2 separate regions of the Homo sapiens genome follow, and region 1 is linked to region 2. A link is a loop called in an ENCODE intact Hi-C map of the cell type or tissue named here. Cell type or tissue: mammary epithelial cell. All regions are shown on one strand.

The links. A loop is a pair of places that touch in the nucleus more often than their neighbours do. Peaks named below come from ENCODE experiments on the same cell type or tissue, not always from the same donor. Only the 100,000 strongest peaks of a DNase experiment are listed, where the experiment ranks them.
Region 1: a loop joins it to region 2, with 11 times the contacts of the local background. A loop is called at or near these places in 2 of 110 quality-filtered maps.

The regions. Positions count from the first base shown.
Region 1 is chr7:130,276,294-130,281,293 of GRCh38, forward strand. It overlaps CPA2 (carboxypeptidase A2), which reads left to right. Exons shown (of 11, transcript NM_001869.3): 7 at 335-445; 8 at 1,533-1,623; 9 at 3,170-3,369. Among named protein-coding and RNA genes, the nearest start is that of CPA2, 12 kb to the left of the region's middle. RefSeq lists an enhancer at 1,776-2,070. In mammary epithelial cell, a CTCF peak has its summit at 1,947 (motif pointing right); a DNase peak (open chromatin) is centred at 668; H3K27ac peaks cover 1,103 bases.
Region 2 is chr7:130,559,200-130,564,199 of GRCh38, forward strand. It overlaps COPG2 (coat protein complex I subunit gamma 2), which reads right to left. Exons shown (of 24, transcript NM_012133.6): 11 at 4,070-4,137; 12 at 1,834-2,022. Among named protein-coding and RNA genes, the nearest start is that of COPG2IT1, 18 kb to the left of the region's middle. In mammary epithelial cell, a CTCF peak has its summit at 2,017 (motif pointing left); a DNase peak (open chromatin) is centred at 1,962.

The DNA of each region.
Region 1 (5,000 bases), 280 kb before region 2:
GGTCCACATAAGTCACATATATCACTGCTCACTATTGCAAAATGTCTCACTGGGATGGATAGGAAGAATGTTACTGCTTTTGAAAGAGTAGATATATGATATCTGATTTTTACTCAATAGAAGTAAATTATTCTGATTAGAAATAAAAGTATAGACGCTAGCATATTCAACACATTAACATTGCAGGAGACCGGACTGCTGGATGCCTAGAAGACTTTCCTTGATCAATAGTGATCCCTGGTTCACATCTGGAAAAAACACTACCTTACTATTCTGTCCTGTGTTCCCAACAAAAGCGGTGTGTGAGGTTGACATGTATCTTGTCTTTGCTCAGATTGTTTCTGATTATGGAAAGGACCCATCCATCACTTCCATTCTGGATGCCCTGGATATCTTCCTCCTGCCAGTCACAAACCCTGATGGATACGTGTTCTCTCAAACCAAAGTAAGCCTGGATTTTGTTCCCTTCTTCAACAAGGACCTAAGGAGATGTGTAGGAACTTCAAAAGCAAAATAAAAATACTCATTCTTTTCTTGATTTACTCTAAATGGAATGTCTAATTTCTCAGTAGTCACCCGGAAATGAGGGTTAGAGAAGTGGTTATAATCACTTCTTATTCCAACACATGATGTCTTTATATGTTGCCTCAGCCAGAGCCCATTTCAGCTGTTAGGCTGGGCTATTAGAGCTCAGTGTTCACCATGAGTCATCTAGGAGATTTGTTCCAATTATCTCTGCAATTTTTTGTGGTAGGATTGATAGAAAAGAGGAGGCGGATGTTACCTGCTGACAATTAGATTGCAGTAGGATTTAGGTGGGCAGTACAGTACATCTAGCATTTTACTTAAAATCTGTGGGAGAAATCCTCCATAATATCACTTAAAAGAGTTACATGGTTTTTTTTTTCCCTTAAAATCTCATTACAATACACTATTGTAGCAACCATGACCCCACATATATTCAAGATGAATGACAGCTTCAAGTTTATTTTTAGAAAGAGCTAACTACGGTAGCGTTTTCAAAGACATTTTCAAAGAAACTGATACTAATACTAGTACTCATCCCATGAGATACCATATGAATCAAGGGTTCCATTGTCAAGACCAGGAAACACCGCCCACCGTATCCGTTTCTTAGAGGTTTATAAAAAACAAGGCATTAACAATCCTTAGAAGTTCTGAAGTAAGTTTACCAAGTTAGCTCCATATTTTCCCCAAATAGGCTCATTGCAGAACCCTCTCTTCTGCTTTTGGTTCTTGCTGTTGGCCTTGGACAGAACTAGGGTTCCATGGCACGTGTTTGGCAGGCGTTCATTTGAGGAGATGGGGGCGTATTCATGTCTCACTTTGGTGAGATGGCAGAGAAACTCCTAGCAGAACCTGTATGAGGACTGTCCAACACCTCCCCAAGCCAAGGGAAAGGAGTGTCCCAGAGAACTAGGGAAATTGACAGAATTCTAAAGGAACCTTCTGATCAGGCTGAATGACCCTCTTTCTTTTTTTCCATGTGCTTTTTGGGTGGGATCTGAAAGAATCGTATGTGGCGGAAGACCCGGTCCAAGGTATCTGGAAGCCTCTGTGTTGGTGTGGATCCTAACCGGAACTGGGATGCAGGTTTTGGAGGTGAGCGCAGGGACTTGCCCCCAGGGATGGTCAGCCCGTGGTCTGGCCCACAAGCTGGTTCAAATGGCCCTGCAGTGCATCAGCTGGCTAAGCCCATCCAGGATTTAAGCCATTTAAAAACCTCTTTGAAAAACACTTAACTAAATTCCCTTCACAGGAGCACAGTGCTGTCACAGAGCTCTGAGCAGCATTTAATATATTTTGTCTCACATCTTGGTTTTCCCACAAGCTGTCGCCCGGTTAGCCTTCTGTGCAGCGGGAGCAAGACTTTGCACAGTGGCGGGAGGACTCGGGAAGCCCTGAGCCAGCCACTAGAGGGGGATAGGATCTATTCCAAGGAGAAGCATTACATCATCTATGGATGCTTCGAGAAAGAAAACTAAAAAGAAGTACATACACACAGGATGGAGAAACTGACTTTCAAAACAGATTCAAATATAAAATGTGAGCTTGCTGCCCTGGCTTTGTGACAGCGCTTATGTTTTGGAGTTCCGTGTCAGGCTAGTTAGGGGCTCCTTTATGGCCTCAGGTACTGGTGAAAACCCCTTATGTTTCAGTAACCATAGAATTAAATTTTTTCCCCCTCACTAGGCTATGATAAAATTGAGGTCAGGAGCTGTGTCTTTTTCACTGTAGTATTCCTAACACCTAGCACAGTGTCTGCAACGCAGAAGGTAATCACTATGTATTTGTAAGACAAATTAATTAATTAGAGTTATGGAACTAAGACAGGACTGTAGAGAACTGCTACAGGATATGGATGAGTGGCAACTTCATTCATTGCTTTGACAATTCTTCTTCTTTTTTTTTTAGTGTAGTGGAAAAATAATTAAAGCACAATACTGAGCAATGGCCCACAGTTCAATGTCAATCCCCCCGATATTATTTTCATTAAATAATTTTAAAATAAGGTGACGTTTTGTCTGTATCACATGGGGAGCCTAGGGAATCCTGACCCCTACTCATCCCCTGGAAGTTTCTCTAGCAGTGAGAGCCCTGGCCAGGCCTACAATGGACCCATTTCAGTGGTCTTGAGCCACTCTAGTTGCTGAGAAAATCAAGGCCAAAGGTGGCCTTGTTGTCAAATGTAGTCATGATTTCCTCATTGCAGAAAGGGTGTCAGAGGTTCCTTGCATTTCTGGCTTTGTGCCTTGGAATTACAGATGCATAGAATCTTCTACTGTTGGACTCTAAGAATTGGATGAGATCCCAGAAAATGAACTTGCTAAACTCCCACCCAATGCAGGAATTCCATCCATAATATTAAATCTAGCTTTTCTTCCAATAACTCCTACAGAGAGGAGATGATCTAATTAGATGGCTCTTTCTACTGTATAGAGGAACCATATTTTTTGAAGAAGAGATGTGTCCAGAATCACTTCAGTTAGGCTTTCTGACTATAACCTTTGGAAGAGACTTGATCTAACACAATGACAATCTTGCCCCGACTTCCAGAGGAGAAAATTAGTGATGCATGGTGACCTCCTCCCTACAGTGTCTTCTTAGAGCTCACTGTCCTCACTGGGCTACTTCTGCATCTCCCCAGGACCTGGAGCCAGCAGCAACCCTTGCTCTGATTCATACCACGGACCCAGTGCCAACTCTGAAGTTGAAGTGAAATCCATAGTGGACTTCATCAAGAGTCATGGAAAAGTCAAGGCCTTCATTACCCTCCACAGCTATTCCCAGCTGCTGATGTTCCCCTATGGGTACAAATGTACCAAGTTAGATGACTTTGATGAGCTGGTGAGTTTCTGAAACTTAATTTCAGCCAAGCAACAAACATCCATTGTGTGGTCAAGTAAGTTTCAGGCATAAAGTCATGCCCTAAGGTGGAGGTGTACCATTACAGCAATGAATGAAACATAAGTTCAACCACCGAGAAGATTATGATGCAGCCAAAGGTTTGAAAGACTGATTTTGAACTTTCCTATATTAAGTTTCTTTGGGAAATAGAATTCATGAAGTTATTGTTACCTTAGTCTAGATGAGCAGGAGCCTGGTTTGAGCATAAATTCCCAGAACATGCTTTTCTGTTGCATATGGGGGAAAAAACCCTTGGATTTGGATATGAGGCTTTTGGATTGGTAGTCAAATGCTCCAAGCTGAGCAATTCTGCTTCTCAGCAACTTGTCTTATACTTTTCTGGGATCTTTGGCTCTGTGATCTACCATGACGATGCACTGGTGTATGATGTTGGGGGTAAAACACTCACTTCCCTAACTTGATACCTTCTGTCACCCTTCCTGTTTCAGGAATAAGCCAACTGGCCCCAGCCTTAGATCAGATGGTGACATCTCAGGAGGCTGTTCACAACTGAGCAAGAGCTATCCCCAGCTAAAAAGAATGTGCAAATTATTTCTAATTTGGCTTTTAGGCTTGGTTTATGAAACCCATATGTTAGAAATAAGCCCAGAGTTGGGACCTTTTTGTCAATTTACCTTCAAGTAGATTATTGTCAGCAGCCTCATGCAGAAATAGATTAGATTATTCCAATTCAAGTATGCCTTTCATCTCATCAGTTAGATTTGAGCGCTGTGAGGTTTTGATGGTCAGTATTACCATTCAAGGTCATATCAGGGAAAAAGAATGTTCTAAAATGTTCTTTTTTTAGACCTAGATGACCTTAAATTATCTAAACCTGTGCTCAAACCTCTAGCAGATAGTCAATCTAGGCTATGATTAGATGGCTTCCTGCCTTCAGGGGAGCCTATTCTGTGTTGGGGAAGGTTGTTAGTGTTCTTCTTTATAGAGAGCGAAATCTTTGTATGGTTTTCACCTATCAGCCCTGGTTTATCATCTGGTTCTACTGAGCAAGTTTATTTCCCTTTGAGAGGTGAATCCACTAATTACTTGAAGACCACCAGCCTGCTTCTCCTAGCTCTTACTCCTAAATAACCTCAGTTCCTTCAAGCATTCATATTATGGGCCCAAGTTCCCTTACTATTCTGGTCGCTGTTTTCTGAATATGCTTCTTCAAGGGTAGTGTCTTAATCTGTTTGCATTGCTGTAAAGAAATACCTAAGACTAGGTAATTTATTAAGGAAAAAGTTTTATTTGGATTATGATTCTGCTGGCTGGAAGATTGGGCATCTGGTGAGAGCTTCAGGCTGCTTCCCACTCATGGAAGGCAAATGGGAGCTGGCGTGTGCAGAGATCACACGGTGAGGGAGGAAGCAAGAGAGAGAGTCGGGAGGTGCCGGACTCTTTAACAACCAGCTTTCGAGAGAATTAATAGAGCAAGTACTCACTCCTAACTGTGAGGACTGCACCAAGCCATTCATGAGGGATCTATTCCCATGATCCAGACACCTCCCATTAGGCCTCACCGCCAATCTTGGGGATCAGATTTCAACATGAGGCTTGAGGGGAATACA
Region 2 (5,000 bases):
AAAAGACTAAAAATCCTAAAGAAAATGCGGAAAATGCAGCCTACCCAACCCATTGCAGCTTCTGCCAACACCAACATAAGACTGCTTGTGTCCCTGTAGGTTGCTCCAACATCACTACTGCCCATCACCCACACCACCCCAGCTGCCAGGGGCCGGAGAACCCACTCACACACTGAGCTCACTGCTCTCAGTATCTCTTTCTAGCAAGCCACCTTGAGGCCCAAGGATAGCCCTCTAGTACCCACAAACACTGGAGCCAGTGTAAGCTGGGCCTAAAAATAGGCACATTTGGTGTACTGCTGCCACTACTGGAGCCCAAAGACTGACTGACTATGTGTCCAGATCCCCAGCTAAACTTCACCACAACCTCAACTAATGCCTGTACCCTAAGTCACTGAGGAATCATAGAGACCACTGACCCTGTGTACTGCTCAAGAGGTCATACGAAGATCCCACTACCACAGGCACTCAAAATCAAAGCCAAGGTATCTTAATAACAAATACACGTCTTTAGCAAAAAACTCACTCCTACAAATGCAATTTGAAAAAACTAGAACAGCAACTGCTACACCAGATGCACAAAACTGTCTGCTTGAATACATGGGTAAAGTTTGTTTTTTAAAAGTCTGGATGCATACTAAGTAGAGAGTAAATAGGGTTAGTTATATTACTTGACTGAGTATAAAAAAAGAATGAAGCAATAAAATGTTTCTACTTTTATTCTTTTAACTGAAATTTATTTATTTATTTTTTTAAAATCATCTCTGACATACTCTCACCAGTTCTATTCAACCCTGTTCTGGAAGTACTTTTTTAATTAGGCAAGAAAAACAAAGGAAAGGCATTTGGATTGGATATAAAGAAGTAAAACTGCCTCTATTCACAAATGGCACAATTATTTATATAGATAATCTCAAGGAATACGTATAATGATGACTAGAACCAGTAAAAGTACTCAGCAAGGTTACAGGATACCAAGTTAATATGGAGAAGTATTTTTTAAAAGTTTTTCATTAATAGTAAACAATAAAATAAAAATTTTAATAAAATATCAAAAGCATAAAATATTTAGATATAAATTTAACAACAGATTTGCAAGACCTCTAGAGTAAACACTACAAAACACTGCTCAGAGAAATTAAAGAAGATCTAAAGGGAGAGATATACCATATTCATGAAATAGAAAAATAATGTTAAGATGTCAGTTCTCCCCAAATTGATTTATAGATTCAACACAATCCCAGTCATAATCCTAGCAGGCTTGTTTAGTAGAAATTGATAAATTGGTCCTAAATTTCATAGGAAATGCAAAGGAACCAGAATATTAAAAAAGAAAAAGTTGGAAGACCGCACTACTTAAGAGGTACCATAATGCTACATTAATCAATATTAGTGTGGTACTGGTACTGGATTGACAAACAGTTCAGTAACATAATACAAAGCCCAAAAATATACCTAAAATATATGGGTATTTGCTTTGTAGACAAAGGTGCCAAAGCACTCCAACAGGGAAAAGGAAGTCTTTCCAACAAATTATGGTGGAATACAGTAGATATAGGTATGGAAAAAATACTGAACTTACCAAACAAACAGTAATTCAAGTTGGATCATTGCCTAAAATGTAAAATCTAAAACCATAAAGCATTTAGCCTAAAGCATGAGAAAACAAGTAGATAAAGGTTTCTTAGGGAACAGTAATAACTATGAAAGAAAAAAATTGATAAATTAGACTTCATAAAAATTTAAAACTTCTGCTTCTCAAATGATACCGTTAAGAAAATAAATAGGCAGCCAACAGACTGGGAGAAAATATGATCATGTTTAAACTCTTACCTTGAACTCATCTGAGATTTCAGACACAAAAGAAGATATCTGCTTCATGAGCCGGTCCACACTGCTCTCACTTCCTGTTTTGAGGAGTGTAGTAATGGCTAAGGTAGCAATGCTTCTGTTTGAGTCTGTGATTAAGTTTTCTAAGTCCAGATTGCAGGCAGTAACAGCAGAGGGGTGCTTCATTGCCACCTTGTGGAAGGGCAAGAAAAAAAATTAAGCAAATTGCTTTTGATAAAGGCCAGAACTTAAATTTTAATTGAGGTAAGTGGCAATCCAAAGAGGACAGGATAAGTTAAAAGTAATTGCTTCAAAAACAAAAAGAATGGCTCCAGTTAACAAGGTATATCTTTTAATAAATGATCAACGGCCAGAGTATAGCATCGTACTCTCTTTTGTTAGGTTCCTCTAACCTTTCTAACATTACCATTTTTAAAAAATTATAATTGGCCTGTATTTCCTTATAGTACGTGTGTTCATATACGTCTATTCTATTAGATGTTAGGAGTACTGACAACAGGATCTAGCATAGTAGTCAGTGCTCGACAAAGACTGTTAATATCTTATCAGTTAAAAAATACTGCTGCATTTCAAGACGCAAACTCCAGCCAAACTGCATTATCTATGGTTACTACATGGTCTGCCATTCTCCTGCATCCTTGTTTTTGTTGATGTTGTCCCACCTCTTTGTCTATCCCAATATTGGTATGGAATCCCTTACCCACAATTTGGAAAATCTGAAAACACTCTGGAAAGCAGAGCACTGGGATGAAAATCCATTTAACAGCAAAACATGACCCAAACTAATGCGAAACTCTTTAATTCTTAATTTATACCACTTGACAAGGATAGTCATATGTTTTGTGCAAAAATATTAATGTTTTTTAATGGTGGGATGCTGCCCCAGGCCCACTGGGGTTAGTAAATAAGAGATAACACCATATAACCTTTCTAAAATTTAACTAAAAGCAAATTCTGAGACACATCTGGCCCCAAGATTAGAGATGAGGGATTGTAGACCTGTATCAACTCTTTAAAAACAATTTAGGCCAGGCTTGGTGGCTCATACCTGCAATCCCAGCACTCTGGGAGGCCGAGGTGGGCAGATCACCTGAGGTCACGAGTTTGAGAGCAGCCTGGCCAACATGGCGAAACCCTGTCTCTACTAAAAATACAAAAATTAGCCGGACGTGGTGGCAGGTGCCTGTGATCCCTGCTATTTGGGAGGCTGAGGCATGAGAATCGCTTGAACCTGGGAGGCGGAGGTTGCAGTGTGCCAAGATCGTGCCACTGCACTCTAGCCTGGGAGACAAAGTGAGACTCTGTCTCCAAAAAAAATAAATAAATAAAAAACCATTTAAATTGTTGTTCTATAAAGGTTTCTTCCATGGCTGCTCTAAACTTCTCTTTTCTTCGACTGTTTACACAATTAATTTATAATTATGTATTGCCTATGACAAGTCTTCTATTACATTTAACTTTCATTTACATTTTCTATGCTTATTTAATTTATTCTGTGTTTCTGTATTATATCCTCTAAATCTATACTGTCTAATAACATAGCCAACAGCAACATGTGACTACCAGGCATTTGAAAGGTGGCTAATCCAAACTGAGTATGCTGTAAATGTAAATATACTGGATGTCAAAAACTTGAGATATGTAAAAATATCTATTACATGTTGAGATGACATATTATATGTATTATGATAAAATATACTATTAAAATTAATTTTACCTTAAAAATTTTAATGTGGTTATTATGAAATTTAATATTACATATGTGATTCACAGTGGGTTTCTACTGGACAGGGCTGCTGTAGACCAGCACTGTGCAAGAGAACTTTCTTCAATGACAGAAATGTTCAAGATCTGCACTGTCCAACAGCCACTGACCACATGTGGCTGTGAGTACAAGAAGTGTGACTCATGTGACTGAGGGTTGAATTTTTTATTTTAATTAATTTAAATTGAAATAGCCACTGGTGGCTAATGGCCACCATATTGGACAGTGTGGCTCTTGAATATAAAATGCTTAGAAGTCAGAAATGAGTTATAATCTTCAGCTAAATAATAATAAAAATGAGCATACTCAAGGCCACAAATACAAGTGAAGTGTTGTAGAGGTGAAGCCCATAAATCACATATACTAACCTTGGAGAGAAAACCAAATGCTTCACATTTAATGTTTCTCAATTAAATACTGATATAAGTCAATAATTAGCAAAGAAACACCTACCTTGTTCAAGGTCCTCACAGCTGCATATCTCAAGGCTGGCTTAGGAGAACTACAGAAAAGTTGAAGAACTAAAAAAAAATAATAATAATAATATGTAACATTAAGTAATATTACATATACATACCGTGAATACTCCTGGCTTAAGAGAACTATAGAAAAGTTGAAGAAGTAAAATACAGATATAGATACAGTGACTATTACCTATATATGCTGTGAATATTCCTTATCTCATCATATACCATATAGCTGAAAATATAGTACATAATGAATCACATTCAAAATATGCATACATTTTATCACAGCATCAAAAATTTACATGAAAAATGTAACATCAAAATAGAAAAAGCACTTTTGGGGCGCCTGTAGTCCCAGCTACTCGGGAGGCTGAGGCAGAAGCATGGCGTGAACCCAGGAGGCAGAGCTTGCAGTGAGCCGAGCTATCGTGCCACTGCACTCCTGCCTCAGTGACAGAGTGAGACTCCGTCTCAAAAAAAAAAAAAAAAAAGAAAAAAAAAAAAGAAAAAGCACTTTTGGTCAGTTATAAAAACTTAAATAAGAAACAAAGTTTGCTCTTTTTAAAAAAAAATTAGAATACCCATTAATACCTGAACTAAATGGTAGAAATATTGACAGTTCTGAAAACAAATGGGCTTTTTAAACACCAAGGAAAACTGTAAAATGTTTTCAAAAGTTTCATACGAGGAAACAGAAACTTTAAAAAAAAGCAATAAAGAACTATTATTAATAAACTATGTACATATAAATAAAATTCTTTCAAAAGTTTTATATGGAGAAATAGAAACATTAAAAAAAGTAATAAAGTAAGGAACAACTAAAATAAACTATCTACATATAAGCTATCAGAATGCAAAGGCTATATATACACAGAGCTAGTGTTCAGAAAACATTCTTAATACCTATTCTGTAGACC